Regions from separate parts of the Homo sapiens genome. Here region 1 is linked to region 2. Evidence: read pairs that join two places in POLR2A ChIA-PET (ENCODE). Cell type or tissue: CD4-positive, alpha-beta T cell. All regions are shown on one strand.

Region 1 (8,000 bases), 190 kb before region 2:
CTGGGCTCAAGCAATCCACCCATCTTGGCCCCACAAAGTGCTGGGACTACAGGCATAAGCCATCGCATTCAGCCCCATTTATACTAATTTTTTCATGTATTTATTCAATAAACATTTATTTAGCACCCTTTACATATCAGATATCATGCTGCATTAAGGATAAAAAGGATAAAACAAAATTCCTCATCATCAGGCATTCACTGTCTAATAATGAGATGAGCCAGTATAATACAGAATGACAGAGATAAATACAGAATGTAAGAAACAAGCAGTCAGGGAAGGCGTCTAAGACAAGGTACACTTAAAAAGTCAAGCAAAAACTAAGAATAACATGCAAAGAAAGACAAGGAAGAGAACCTTTGGCCTAAGATGGAAGACTGAACACTGGGATTTATCTACTTTCCATATAAAATAATCACATTTGGAGCTCAGGAGTTCAAGACCAGCAGGCAACGTAGCGAAACCTCATTTCTACAAAAAATACAAAAAATTAGCCTGGCATGGTGGCATGCGCCTGTAGTCCCATCTACTTAGGAGGCTGAGGTTGGGAGGATGATTTGAGCCCAGGAGGTCCAGGCTGCAGCGAGCCCAGATCGGGCCACTTTACTCCAGTCTGGGTGAAAAATGAGACCCTGTCCCAAAAATTAATAAATAAATAATAAAAAATAATCACATTTAAGTGATAGAAAAAATGTTTGGTTTTTTTTTTTTTGGTTTTTGAAAATAAAATCATGACAGACAGAAAACAGGAAAGGACACTGTTAGCAGATTACAAATTTTTAGAAATCATTAGAAGACATGCAAATTTGATCAGATTAATGGAGAAAACCACAGACCTATAAACATGTAGTAAGATATTGGTTCTTCCCAGGAAACCCTAGAAAAAGTCTAAGCTTCAGATCAATAAATAAGAGCAAAGAGAGCCTCAGGGCAATAAGCTCAATTATGTAAACTGGAAGCAATCCAAGTCTACTGACAGCAGAATAAAAAAACTGTGGTATATTCATATAATGAAAATTTTCTTCACAGTGGAATATTGTAACACAGGGAAATACAGAATTCAGCAACAAACTACGACAGTGGTTAATCTTAAAAACATGAGTGAAAAAAGCAAATCACAAAAAAATACTATATGAGTACCATTCACATAATGCCAAAAAACAAGCAAAAGTAAACAGTATATTATTTAGGTATACATATATATCCAACTTTTTTTAAGCAAAAGAATGATAAACACAAAATGCAAAACAGGGCAGGGCACAGTGGCTTGCGCCTATAATCCCCGCACTTTGGGAAGCCGAGGCAGGTAGATTGCTGGAGTCCAGGAGTTCAAGATCAGCCTGGGTAACATGGCAAAACCCCATCTCTACAAAAAAAAATACAAAAATTAGCTAGGCATGGTGTATCTATGGTCCCAGCTACTCCAGAGGCTGAGGTGGGAGGATGGCTTAAGCCCGGGACATGGAAGTTGCCGTGAGCCACGTTCATGCCACTGCACTCCAGCCTGGGCAACAGAGCAAAAACCTGTCTCAAAAAAAAAAAAAAAAAAAAAAGCTAACTACTTGTTGGGGTGGGAGGGCAGGGCAACATGTAAGGATACAGAGGGATTAAAATGTTCAAGACCACCAGAAGTAGACAGCAATATGCCACCTCTAAATATGCCTCCTTGGCATAAGGATTGTTGAACTGAAGGCAATTAAAAAGCAGATGCAGGAAAGCTCTCTGCTATCCACTTGCCTAAAAGCAAGACATAAATTTACTCCAAAGACAAAAAAGGTTAAAAAAAAAAAAAAAAAACCCAACCCCTGTTTACCGTGGAAGAACACAAGTTAACCACCAAATACAACTTTACACCTGTATTGGTCTGGATACGACACCAAAGGAATCCACATTAACAAGTTTACTAATTATGCTTTGCCTGCCATTATTTGCCTTTCTACAAGTTGCTGCCCCTACAGACTCAAAGTCCTTTTTCTTTGTCTTGACACTTTGCTAAACATTTGTTGAAGATACTATATAAGCAGGAATTAAAAGCCAACTCATTCTGAGTATCTCCCATGTATTTATGAATTATACATGTTAACAAACTTATATTTGTTTTTCTTTTGTTACAGGGGACCATTCCAAATAATAACTTATGAGGGTTGAAAAAAATTATTTTCCTCCCTTACACAACCCAACAGCAGGACAAGTTAAAATCCAAGAGCTATTTTCCAAGAATATGAACAATCTGTCCAGAAATAAATTCTAAGATGAATCTCAGAGATGCAGAATCATAGAGAAGCAGTTTGAGGTAGTCCCAATATCTGTATCAGATACCAACTCAGGTTGGGGGAAAAAAAAAAAAAGCCAGGGAAGGGGAACTTTACTTGGTCTTTGTAAGGTGCATTTTTTTTCCAGCTTAAATTTTTCATAAACAGAACAGAAAAAATCTAAAAATCTACTATCAAAATAATCCTATGCATTCTACTTTCAAAATAAATCACAATTCTGATAACTTCTCATCAACTCTACAGCTATTTCCTTAGAGCATGTTGTCATCGTGTCTAATCTCCTCCTAACTCTCTGTTTCCATTCTAACCTCAATACCCTGGCTATACTCGCCTCCACCACCACCATCCCCCGACGCCCCAACACACCTCAAGTCAATTCTCAGCAGGCTAAGTAAAGCAAATGAGCCCTGCTATGGGCTGAAATGTGTTCCCCCCAAAATCCTATGTTGAATCCTTAAACCCTACTACCTCAGGATGTGATTGTATTTAGAGACAGGGCCTTTAAAGAGGTAATTAAGCTAAACATCAGGCCTCTAAAGTAGGTCTGAATCCAATCTGAATGGTATCCTTATAAAATGAAGAAATTTGGAAACACGATGGTACACCAGATATGTGTGCACACAGAGAAAAGACCATGTGAGGAGATACCAAGGAGAAGGCCAACCGCAAGCCAGAAAGGCCTCAGAAGAAACCGAATAGGGCCGAAGAGGACGGATCATGAGGTCAGGATATCAAGACCATCCTGGCCAACATGGTGAAACCCCGTCTCTACTAAAAATACAAAAAAATTAGCCAGGCATGGCGGCGCGTGCCTGTAGTCTGTCTCAGCTACTCGGGAGGCTGAGGCAGAATTGCTTGAACCCGGGAGGCGAAGGCTGCAGTGAGCCGAGATGGCGCCACTGCACTCCAGCCTGGGCGACAGAGCAAGACTCAGGAAGAAAGGAATTCCGGAAGGGAGGGACGGAGGGAGGGGGGAGGGGGGAAGGGGAGGAGGGGGGAGGGAGGGAGGAAAGAAGGAAGGAAGGAAGGAAGGAAGGAAGGAAGGAAGGAAGGAAGGAAGGAAGGAAGGAAGGAAGGAAGGAAACCAAATAGGCTGACAGCTTGATCTTGAACTTCTAGACCCCAGAGCTGTTATTTAAGCTACTCTGTCTTTGATATTTTGTTATGGCAGCCTTAGCAAATTAATACAAGGCCATTTCCCTTTTCAAAATTCATCATTGGCTTCCCATCATACTTAAAATCCAAAATCCTTACCATGGCCTATACAATGCTCAACATAATCTCGTTCTCATTTACCTCTCCAACCTTCTTTCCCACTACTCTTCCTTCATTCTGTTTGCTCTAAACAAATGACTTTATTGTTGTTTCCTAAACACTGCCAACAGACTCTCAGTCCAGGGCCTTCGTGCTTGCTGTTCTGTTGGCCTTAGGGGCCCTTGACCCAGATAAAGTATGTGCCCGACTGCTCTACCTCTTTCAAGTCTTTCATGAAATGTCTCCTTTTGGCCCGGCCGCAGTGGCTCACACCCGTAATCCCAGCACTTCGGAAGGCCAAGGCGGGCAGATCACTTGAGGTCGGGAGTTAAAGACCAGCCTGGCCAACAATGGCGAAAACCCGACTCTATTAAGAATACAAATATTAGCTTGTGTGGTGGCATACGCCTGTAGTCCCAGCTACTCAGGAAGCTGAAGCAGGAGAATCACTCGAACCCGGGAGGCGGAGGTTGCAGTGAGCCAGGATTGCACCACAGCACTCCAGCCTGGGCGACAGAGCGAGACTCCGTCACAAAAAAAAGAAAAGAAAAGAAAAGAAATGTCCCGTTTTCAGAAATGCCTTCTCTGACCACACTACCTAAAATAGCTCTTTCGCCCATTTCTATTCTCTTTTATCCTACTTTAACCTTCTTCGCACCATTTATCATTACTTGATTTTATTTTCTGCCTGCACCATTAGAATGTTATCTCTGAGGACAGAGCTTTTCTTTCCTTCACAGCTATATCCTGGGACAACACCAGGCATATATATACCAAACATTTAATAAACAGATATTGAATAAACAAAAGAATGTTAACGCCTGGAGGGGACCTGATACATAGTAGGTACTTAATATCTACTTAATGAAACAAAATGAGACAAAATCTAACACCTAATTTAAAAAAAAAAGAAAGCTATGTGTACAACATGTATCCATTAAATGCATATAAAGTTACAACAACAGAACTAAAAGTACACAAATCAAATGGAATGGTAATGTATATATCTGGGGAAAGGAGAAAAACTAGAGATACAAAGATATTTTACACTTTATAATTTTTTTTTTTTTGAGACCAAGCCTCACTCTGACGCCCAGGTTGGAGTGCAGTGGTGCCGTCTCGGCTCACTGCAACCTCCACTTCCCAGGTTCAAAGTGATTCTCCTGCCTTAAGCTCCCGGGTAGCTGGGACCACAGGCGTGCACCACCGCACCTGGTTAATTTTTTTATTTTTAATAGAGACGGGGTTTTCACCATGTTGGCCAGGCTGGTCTCAAATTCCTGACCTCAAGTGATCCACCCGCCTCGGTCTCCCAAAGTGCAGGAATTACAGACATGAGCCACCGTGCACAGCCGACACTTTATAATTCTTAAAACATTTTCACTCTTTTTGTGTCTGGAATTGTTGGGTTCTTGGTCTCACTGACTTCAAGAATGAAGCCGCGGAGCCCCGCGGTGAGTGTTACAGTTCTTAAAAGCGGCTTGTTTGGAGTTTGTTCTTTCCAATGTTCGGATGTGTTCAGAGTTTCTTCCTGCCTGTGGGTTCGTACTCTCGCTGGCTTCAGGAGTGAAGCTGCAGACCTTCAGGGTGAGTGTTATAGCTCATAAAGGTAGTGAGAACCCAAAAAGTGAACACCAACAAGATTTATCGCCAACAGCGATGGAACTCGACCCAAGTGGGTTATCACCCCAGGAGCCTGCAGCCTGCTTTTATTCTTATCTGGCCCCACCCACATCCTGCTGATTGGTCCATTTTACAGAGAGCCGATTGGTCTGTTCTACAGAGAGCTGATTGGTCCATTTTGACAGGATGCTGATTGGTGTGTTTACAATTCCTGAGCTAGACACAAAAGTTCTCCACCTCCCCACTAGATTAGCTAGATACAGAGTGCTGATTGGTGCATTTACAAACCCTGAGCTAGACACAGAGTGCTGATTGGTGCATTCACAAACCTTGAGATAGACACAGAGTGCCGATTGGTGCATTCACAATCCTTTAGCTAGACATAAAGGTTCTCCAAGTCCCCACCAGATCAGCTAGACACAGAGTGCAGATTGGTGCATTTACAAACCTTGAGCTAGACACAGAGTGCTGATTGGTGAATTCACAAACCCTGAGCTAGACACAGGGTGCTGATTGGTGTGTTCATTAACCTCGAGCTAGGCACAGAGTGCTGACTGGTGTATCCACAATCCCCCCAGCTAGACATAAAGGTTCTCCGAGTCCCCACTAGACTCAGGATCCCAGCTGGCTTCACCCAGTGGATCCAGCACCGGGCCAGCAGGTGGAACTGCCTGCCAATCCCCTGCCTTGCGCCCGCACTCCTCAGCCCTTGGGCGATGGATGGGACTGGGCGCCGTGGAGCAGGGGGCGGCGCTCGTTGGGGAGGCTCGGGGAGTGCAGGAGACCACGGCGGGGTGGGAGGCTCAGGCACGGCGGGCTGCAGGTCCCGAGCCCTGCCCTGCGGGGAGTCAGCTAAGGCCCGGCGAGAAATCGAGCGCAGCGCCAGTGGGCTGGCACTGCTGGGTGACCTGACGCACCCTCCGCAGCTGCTGGCCTGGGTGCTAAGCCCCTCACTGCCAGGGGCCAGCGGCCACTCTGAGTGCGGGCCCGCCAAGCCCACGCCCACCTGGAACTCTAGCTGGCTCACAAGCCCCTCGTGCAACCCCGGTTCCCGCCCGTGCCTCTCCCTCCACACCTCCCCGCAGGCTGAGGGAGCCGGCTCCAGCCTCCGCCATCCCAGGAACGGGCTCCCACAGTGCAGCGGCGGCCTGAAGAGCCCCTCAAGCACAGCCAGAGTGGGCACCGAGGCCGAGGAGGCGCCAAGAGCAAGCGAGGGCTGTGAGGGCTGCCAGCACGCTGTCACCTCTCATTTTGTAATAAAAAATATTCATTTATGATTTGTACAATAAAAATGATTTTGTAAAAATACACAACTCACTCCTTAGCAAATTAAGAACCTACACATAAAGCCCTTAGCTTTATGGAGGATCACGTCTATAAATCAACATCAAATCCATTTTAAAGACAGTCATGAACAAAATGTCCTTTATCGTCACTACTATTCAATATTATATTGGAGGTCCTAATAAATGAAAAAAGATGCAAAATGTATATAAATAAAAAATAATTACGGTGGGGCGCGGTGGCCCACGCCTGTAATCCCAGCACTTTGAGAGGCCAAGGCGGGCGGATCACAAGGTCAGAATATCAAGACCATCCTGGCTAACACAGTGAAACCCCGTCTCTACTAAAAATACAAAAAAAGAAAATTAGACAGGCGTGGTGGCAGGCGCCTGTAGTCCCAGCTACTCAGGAGGCTGGGGCAGGAGAATGGCGTGAACCCGGGAGGCGGAGCTTGCAGTGAGCCGAGATAGCGCCACGGCACTCTAGCCTGAATGACAGAGCGAGACTCCGTCTCAAAAAATAATAATAATAATAATAAGGTACAAATATCGAAAGCTAAAACAAATCACTGCAAAACATATTATTACCTAGAACAAGAGAATTACCAAAAACAAAACCCAAAAACTATTATTAATAAATAGAATTCAGCAAAGTAGCCAAAATCAAAGAACTATAAACAAAAATCAGTAGCTTTCCTATACATCAAAGTAAGATTTTTTTAAAATCCCTTTGGCCAAAGCAATATAAACTATAAAATGCATAAATATACCTAATAACAATAGCTCACATTTTTAATGTATTAACTTACATGTCTTAACCCAGTTAATCTTCACAATAATCCTGATGAGTTATTCCCATTTTATGGATGAGGAAACTGAAGCACAAAAAAGGTCTGTTATTTGCCCAACCTTATTGTGGCTTAGCAAAGACCGACTCTAAGTAGCATGACACTAGAACACATTCTTTTCAATACTACTAAACAGCCAACATTAGGAAAACTTTACAGGTGAAATGAAAGACCTCACTAAACAGTCATACTATATTACTGGGTGGGAACATCCAATATTATAAAGATACCAATTCTTCCCCCAAATTAATCTATAAATTCAAGGCAATTCCCATAAAAAACCCCAACAAGGGCCGGATGCGGTGGCTCACGCCTGTAATCCTAGCACTTTGGGAGGCCGAGACGGGCGGATCACAAGGTCTGGAGATCCAGACCATCCTGGCTAACACAGTGAAACCCCGTCTCTACTAAAAATACAAAAAAATAAAAATAAAAATAGCCAGGCATGGTGGTGAGCGCCTGTAGTCCCAGCTATACGGGAGGCTGAGGCAGGAGAATGACTGAGACAGGAGAATGGCGTGAACTCGGGAGGCGGAGCTTGCAGTGAGCCGAGATCCCGCCACTGCACTACAACTTGGGCGACAGGGCAAGACTCCTTCTCAAAAAAACAAAACAAAACAAAAAAAACCCAACAAGATTTTTTTGTGGAACTTGACATACTGATTCTAAAATTCATGTGGACCAAAACACACAAAAATGCCAAGAACATTTTGAAAAAG
Region 2 (8,000 bases):
TAATCTCAGCACTTTGGGAGGCCGAGGCTGGAGGATCACTTGAGCTCACAAGTCCAAGACCAGCCAGGGCAACATGGTGAAAACCTGTCTCTACAAAAAAATACAAAACTTAGCCGGTCGTGGGGTGCATGCCTGTAGTCCCAGCTACTCACAGCACTTCACTCCAGCCTGGGAGACAGCCAGACCTTGTCTCAAAAATAAATAAATAAAAAAAAATAAAAACCCAAAACAAAAACCTAGGTTCTGCCACTTACTAGCTAACTCAGAAGTCCGACTCCAAAACCAATGTTCTTTCTGACGGTTACAGTCTACTTCAATTTAGAATGGTAATCCAGAATCCATGGTTAGACCCAATTCAATCAATAACCAACTTAATGAAGGTTGGAAAAAGCCTTTTGAGTTTGCCTCATCCAGACTTCCATTTCACACATGAATCCTGTTTATCAGAAACAAAAGGTAGTATAGATTACCTGATGAGCAAGGAATATACCATCAACCAAGGCAGCCCATCTACCCTCTCTTTTAACAGCTCCATAGTTTCAGAGCATGCATGTTTTCGAATGTCTTGCTTTCTCTTTTCTCCCTGGCAAACATCTGTTTATCCTTCTAGAGCAGGGGTTGGCAAACTAGGGTCTGCAGGCCAAATCCAGCCCACCGTCTGCTTCCGTAGGGCCCATGATATGCAAATATTTTGTTGTATATTTTTACATTTTTCAATGTTTGCAAAGCAAATCTAAAGACTCCTTTGTGATATGTTAAAATTAATTGTAATTCACATTTCAGTGTAGTTTTATTAAAATACATTCATGCTTATTTGTTTACTTACCATCTATAAGTAGCAACAGCATTTGATGGTCCACAAAGCCTAAAACATTTACCATTTGGCCCTTTACTGACTTTATTCTACAGTGATGGTTCAAATGTTAACTCCTCTTAAAACCTTTCCAAAACCACCTCCCCCAACAGCTAGTTAGTCCTCTTCACCAGGTTTCCAAAGCATTTTGTCTTTTGTCATCATCCTCTGACCACCAGCCCATTTCATCCTATCTTTTTTTTTTTTTTTTTGAGATGGAGTCTCCTTCTGTCACCTAGGCTGGAGTGCAGTGGCGCGATCTCGGCTCACTGCAACCTCCGCCTCCCGGGTTCAAGCGATTCTCCTGCCTCAGCCTCCTGAGTAGCTGGGATTACAGGCACGTGCCACCACGCCCGGCTAATTTTTGTATTTTTAGTAGAGATGGGGTTTCACCATGTTGGTCAGGCTGGTCTTGAACACCTGACCTTGTGATCCACCCGCCTTGGGCTCCTGAAGTGCTGGGGTTACAGGCATGAGCCACCGCACCCAGCCTAATTCTATCTTTTACTTGTATTTCTCACCACATATCTCTTTTTGTTTGTTTTTCAAGACCCAGTTTCACTGCTGCCCAGGCTGGAGTGCAGTGGTGCGATCTCAGCTCACTGCAACCTCCACCTCCCAGGTTCAAGCGATTCTCGTGCCTCAGCCTCCAGAGTAGCTGGGATTACAGGCACACCATCACGCCCAACTAATTTTTGTACTGTTAATAGAGACGAGGTTTTGCCACGTTGGCCAGGCTGGTCTCGAACTCCTGACCTCGATTTTGGACTCCCAAAGTGCTGGGATTACAAGTATGAGCCACCACACCCGGCTTCTCACCACATATCTCAAGAGCAAAAACACTGTATCTAATTGGTCTTTGAAAATCACAGCCACTGTTAAAGTAGGTACCTACCATTTGTTCAATGAAATCAATGAAGAATGAAAGACAAGCTTACAATGATATTTGCCTTGAAATGCAGAATGAAGCAAAACAGTTACGGAAATTGTCATAATATAATTACTGTAGAGTAGCTCAAAACATCTACTCTCTCAGAACTATCAAAATACTACTTCACTTAAAGGCAGAACAATGACAAGTATACCTAAAATGTTACATGAAGTTACACAGGGAACATTAAGTGAAAGAGATTCCAGTAGACTATTTTAAAAGATTTTATTAGAGGAAATAATCTAGTAGATAACTTTCTTACTTCCACAAAAACAAAGTTTCTCAAGGATACAAACCAATGGATTTATCTGTGAACTCGGTCCCAGAATAGAAACTAGCAAAAAGTCAGTACAGTACTCAAAAAATACTTTTGTGGTATGAAAAAAGGGCAGGTGCAGATGTAGAACTGTACCATCTTCAGTTTCTGTTCACAATTGTTTTAAAACAATTCTCATCTATCCAGTCTGCTCTCCCACGCCTCAGATGAGGGAAGCCAATGGTCAATGCTCTGTGATAGCCCAAGTAGGATCCAATCTAGGTAATCCCTGTCCACCTTAGCTCTGTCCTCTGAGGGATTTGCCAGGTTGCACCACAATAGTTCTCCATTCTCTTTAGTCTGAACTTATGCTGTAAACCCAAGGCCTGGCACAGGGGTATGCAGGAAAGTTTGAGTGAATCAGTCACAACAGCTCTAGTACAGTACTGCATCGATATGCTCTGGAGACCTGCAGCCTATTTTTCCCAGAGAAATAAAGTGGAGTGGAGATCAGAAGCCATGGCTTCCCCCCTACCTCCTCTGGTCAGTGCAGGCTCTGGCTCAAATACTGAAGAAACATGTTGGCCAGTTGCGGCAAGTTCTCATTGTTGGGATGCATTTTAGTGTACGAAATAAACTGGCGACGAAGGCGACTCAGTTCTGCCATGGTCAAGGGCCGGGTAAACCGCAAGTGCTCTGTGGTACCAGGAAGCGTGAGCAAGTCCCCGGGGACAGCGCTCTTCTGCGCTTCCATCAATCCGGCCAGTACTTGACTCGTGACCTGGTCCAACTGGTGCAGAAAGCTGCCGGAGGCGAGGGGCTGGGACTGCGTAGACTGATGGGGTGGTGGGGCCCGGTTCTCAAACAGGGCAGAGCGGATCCCCGCCAGGGGCAACGGCTCCTCTAGGCCCACCAAAGTGAATAAAGGCCGGTCCCAGCGATTCCGAGAATCGGGAGCCTCAAAGCGCAGCGTTAGGGCCTCCAGGAGTTCGGGAGAGTAAAAGGCACCGGACCCATGCTTTGCAGATTTCTCTGAATCCGGAGTCACAAGAGCTGGAGACTCCGCAGCCCCGGATTCTTCTCGCTCCAGTTCCTTGGGTACGTCGGCCTGGGCACTTCCATTTACTACAGAGTCCGCAGTATGCAGTTCCCTGAGGACGCTGCTGCCCGCCGCCTGGGCTCTCCCGTCCTCCTCAGCGCGTGGCCGCCAACTCACACTGACGTTCCGGCCAGGGTTCTCGTTCGCGCCCGCCACCTGAGGTCCCGCGATCGGGCCGCCGGGCCGTACGCAGTAGACCAGGCAGAGCGGGGTGCGCGCCGCCCGTGCCAGGCAGTAGAGCTCGTAACGGAAACCTTTGATGTAGTTAAGCGAGTCCAGGATGACCACGTCGTGGCGACTCAGGCGCCGTTCCACGGAGGCTCGCAGAGCTCCACGCAATGCCTTCTCACGGGCAGAATCGCCGTACACCGCTGGGTCCTCTGCGCCCAGGACAGCTGCGTCGTCCACCACGTACACCGCGCGGCCCTCGGCAGCCAGCGCCACGCGCAACTCTTCAGCACGCCGGCTCTTGCCGCTGTACGGCAGCCCGCAAAACACCACGAGCGGCATCCTCTCAGGGAGCGACCATTGGCAACCGCGCTGCGCCAACTTCCGGGTTGTACGCGTCTCCGACGTAAGCCGGAAGTGCAAACTGCTCTTCCTGTCTCCCTTGACTTTTACAGACCCTCTTGTTTCTATGGAAACAGGAGTTCTACGCCAGCTAGGCCCAGGTTCAGCTTTCTCAGAAAGGAGATACAGAGACTATAATGGCATCAGTTATTTATGCCAAATGTTATAGGCCTCAGGAGAATGTGATCTTCCTGCAGCGAAAGACTGCCCGTCCATTTTATTAATAAGGCCTAAGGGGCATTAAATATTGTAAGCAATCAGCACTATATTTAGCATATAGAAGGCAATTAATAAATGCTGGTTCTCCTTCATTCCTCCTCTTAAACCTACTGGCTCTCAGTAAATGTTTATTCAATTACCATTTCAATCATTCAACATCTCCAAGGTTGGGAATTCAGAGATGAACATAAAACGCTTTCCCCACAAAAGATAAAAGGTCTGAATGGGAAGGATCAGGCGCCTACAATCAGAGTAATAAATACTATAATGGATAGATGCAGGTGAGGTTATAAAAGAACAGAAGGGAAAAACAAACTACCCAGAGAAATCACTGAAGACTTTATGTAGAAATAGTCATTTGACTTAGAACTTGAAAGACAAATAGGAATTTTTCTCCTTAGTAGGGTTGCCAGATAAAATACAGGATGCCCAGTTACATTTGAATTTCAGATAAACACCAAAAACATTTTTAAGCTTAAGTGTGTCCCAAATATTGCATAGACATATTTAAAATTATTTGGTGCTTATCTAAACTTCAAATTTAACTGGGCATCTTTAATTTATTATTATTATTTATTTTTTCTTTTTTAGAGATGAGGTTGTATGTTGCTAAGGCTGGTCTCAAACTCCTGGGCTCAAGTAATTGTGCCACCTCTGCCTCCCAAAGTACTGGGAATACAGGTGTGTGAGCCAAGGTGCCTGGCCTGCATCCTTTATTTTATTTTATTATTATTATTTTTTGAGATGGAGCCTCGCTCTGTCACCCAGCCTGGACCACAGTGGTATGATCTCAGCTCCCTGCAACCTCCACCTCCTGAGTTCAAGCGATTCTCCTGTCTCAGCCTCCCAAGTAGCTGGGACTATGGGTGTGCGCCACCATATCTGGCTAATTTTTGTATTTTTAGTAGAGACGGGGTTTCACTATGTTGGCCAGGCTGGTCTCAAACTCCTGACCCCAGGTGATCCACTGGCCTTGGCTTCCCAAAGTGCTGGGGTTAAAGGCATGAGCCACTGTGCCTGGCCATCCGTTATTTTTATTTGCTCAATCTGGCAACTCTATTATTGTAGGTTTGAGACCCAGAGCCATGAAACTGTTGGATCTCTTGTATAAACAGCAAGCACTATAGGATGGTAGGTGCAGAAATGTGAGTGTGCCTGTGCATGTGTGTATATTGTAGATGCACATATACTGGGGTCTTTGTATCTCTCTTGTACAGTATAGTAAAAAACATTCAAGTCTTGGCTCCTCCACTTACTAGTGTTGTAACTACTGGCAAATTATGTAACTTTTCTGTACTTCAATTTCCCCTTCTATAAAATAACAACTGCTATTTCACAGGTTTACCAATCTGTAGGTTGTTGTGAGGGTTAAATAAATGTAAACACAGGCCCGGCATGGTGGCTCGCGCCTGTAATCCCAGCACTTTGGGAGGCAGAGGGTAGATCACCTGAGGTCAGGAGCTCGAGACCAGTCTGGCCAACATGGTGAAACCCTGTCTCTACTAAAAATACTTTTTAAAAAATTAGTCGGGTGGGGTAGCGTGTGCCTGTAATCCCATTACTGAGGAGGCTGAGGCAGGAGAATTGCTTGAACCCGGGATGCGGAGGTTGCAGTGAGCCTAGATCGCACCACTGCACTCCAGCCTGGGCAATAAGAGCGAAACTCTGTCTCAAACAAAAAAAAAGTAAACACAGACCAGTGCTTAGCTTTCCCTCCCCTGCCCTGCCTTTTCCTCCTCCTTATGCACTGAATTGTCTGTGCATAAACTAAACCTACTTGAGACTTTACAGACTATTCAACTTGATTCTAGCAGGCAGTATGGTATACAGGTTTAAAGAGCAGGCTCTGAAGCCAGAGTGCTTGGGTCTGCCACTTGCTAGCTGTGTGCTCTTGGGCAAGTTATTTTAGTAAACTTAGAAAAAACGGTGCCTTACTTTTTTCATCTCTAAAATTAAGATAACAATAATACCAATCTCAAAAAGTTGTTGTGAGAGTTAAATGAGTTGATTTGCATAATTTAATGCCTAATGCACAGTAGCACTTAGTACAGCTGACCCTTGAACAACCCCAGGATGAGGGGCACTGACCCCTGACACCATCAAAAATCAGCATATACCTTTTGACTCCCTAAAACTTAACTATTAATAGCCTACTGTTGACTGGAAGCCTTACTAATAATATATTCAGTTAACACATATTTTGAATGTAATATTATATATTGTATTCTTACAATAAAGTAAACTAGAGAAAAGAAAATGTTATTAAGAAAATCTTTCCAGGAAGCAGGGGGGCAAAAAAGAAGAAAAAGAAAATCATAAAGAAGCAAAAATATATTTAGTATTCATTAAGTGGAAATGGATACTCATAAAGGTCTTCATCCTTGTCTTCACACTGAGTAGGCTGAGGAGGAGGAGGAAGAGGAAGAGGAGAGGTTGGTCTTGCTGTCTCAGGATGGCAGAGGCAGAAGAGGGTGGAAGGGGAGGTAGAACAGGCAGGCACACTTGGTGTAACTTTATGGAAATATAATTTCTGTCTGATTTTGTTGCTTTTTCATTTCTCTAAAAATGTTTCTATACAATACCAATCTTTTTTCTTTGCTTTAGTTTCAGGGCACATATCTTAGAAGGGTCCATGTTGTAAAATAAGTCAAAAGCAGCTCTAAATAATTAGAACCTTCTGCCAGATCTGTTTTCTGGCACTGCCTCTTCTACGTGTTTTTCCTCATCATCTGGCACTCATCTCCATCAAGTTATCTTCTGTTCATTCCTCTGGTTTGGTGTCTATTAGCTCTTGAATTTATCCAAGATCATATCTTAAAACCCTTTACCCCTCACCTTTTTTTGCCATATCCACAATCTCTTTCATGATTTTGATTATCTGTCATAAACCCTGTGAAGTCTTGTGTACATCTGGACACAGTTTTATCCAGCAGGAATTTATTGTTTCAGGCTTGATGGTCTTCACAGCTATTTCTATAACGACAATGGCATCTTCAACGATATAATCCTCCTAAACTTTCATGATGTTCTCTTTATTGCAGTTCTCTTCCATAGCTTTGACAATCTGTTTTCTAGAGAGTACTGTGTGTAATGAACCTTAAAGGTCCTTATCACCCCCTGATGTAGTAGCTGATTTAAATATTGTGTTTGGAGGCAAATAGACCACCTTTTTTTTTTTTTTTTTTTTTTGAGACAGAATTTCACTCTTGTTGCCTAGGCTGGAATGCAATGGCACGATCTCAGCTCACTGCAACCTCCACCTCCCAGGTTCAAGCAATTCTCCTGCCTCAGCCTCCTGATTAGCTGGGATTACAGGCATGTGCCACCACGCCCGGCGAATTTTGTATTTTTAGTAGAGACTGGGTTTCTCCGTGTTGGTCAGGCTGGTCTGGAACTCCCAACTTCAGGTGATCCCCCGACCTCGGCCTCCCAAGTGCTGGGATTACAGGCATGAGCCACTGGGCCCAGCCGCAAATAGACTTTTTAATTTGCCTTTGGTGCTGAACTCATGGGGCTCTGGGTGGCCAGAGTATTGTCCAACATCAAAAGAACTTTAAAAGGTAGTCTCTTACTGGCAAGGTACTTCCTGACTTCAGGGACAAAGCATTGATGGAACCAATCCAGAAAAAGGGTTCTTGTTGTCTAAGCCTTCTTATTGCACAACCTAAACACTGGCAGCTGGTGTTTATCTTTGCTCTTCGAGGCTGGAGGTTAACAGCTTTATAGACAAGGGCAGTTCTGATGACAAACTTGACTCAAACTCCTGGGCTCTGGTAATCGTCCCACCTCTGCCTCCCAAAGTGCTGGGTTTTTTTGCACAAAAGAGTAGAGTTAGCCTGTCTCTTCTTGCCTTCAATGTTGGTACTTGCTTCTCTTCCTATTTTTTTTTTTCCTTTTTAAAAACTGAAATAGGGTCTTATTCTGTTGCCCAGGCTACAGTTCAGTGGTGCACTCATGGCTAACTGCAGCCTCAATCTTCCAGGCTCAAGCAATCCTCCCACCTCAGACTCCTGAGTAGCAGGAACAACAGGTGTGTGCCACCACACCCAGCTAATTTTTGTACTTTTTGTAG

What was found. Peaks named below come from ENCODE experiments on the same cell type or tissue, not always from the same donor. Only the 100,000 strongest peaks of a DNase experiment are listed, where the experiment ranks them.
Region 1: POLR2A ChIA-PET joins it to region 2 with 7 read pairs; 5 of 35 experiments call an interaction of 5 or more read pairs at or near these places.

The regions. Positions count from the first base shown.
Region 1 is chr1:51,841,533-51,849,532 of GRCh38, forward strand. The region is part of intron 1 of NRDC (nardilysin convertase); the gene reads right to left. Among named protein-coding and RNA genes, the nearest start is that of MIR761, 9.1 kb to the left of the region's middle. In CD4-positive, alpha-beta T cell, no CTCF peak of the experiment used is centred here; no DNase peak of the experiment used is centred here.
Region 2 is chr1:52,030,113-52,038,112 of GRCh38, forward strand. The region is part of intron 2 of TXNDC12 (thioredoxin domain containing 12); the gene reads right to left. It overlaps KTI12 (KTI12 chromatin associated homolog), which reads right to left and starts at 3,698. Exons shown (of 1, transcript NM_138417.3): 1 at 1,991-3,698. The coding sequence starts at 3,649. The coding sequence ends at 2,585. RefSeq lists an enhancer at 3,405-3,704. In CD4-positive, alpha-beta T cell, no CTCF peak of the experiment used is centred here; DNase peaks (open chromatin) are centred at 2,809 and 3,679; H3K4me3 peaks cover 1,970 bases; H3K27ac peaks cover 1,608 bases.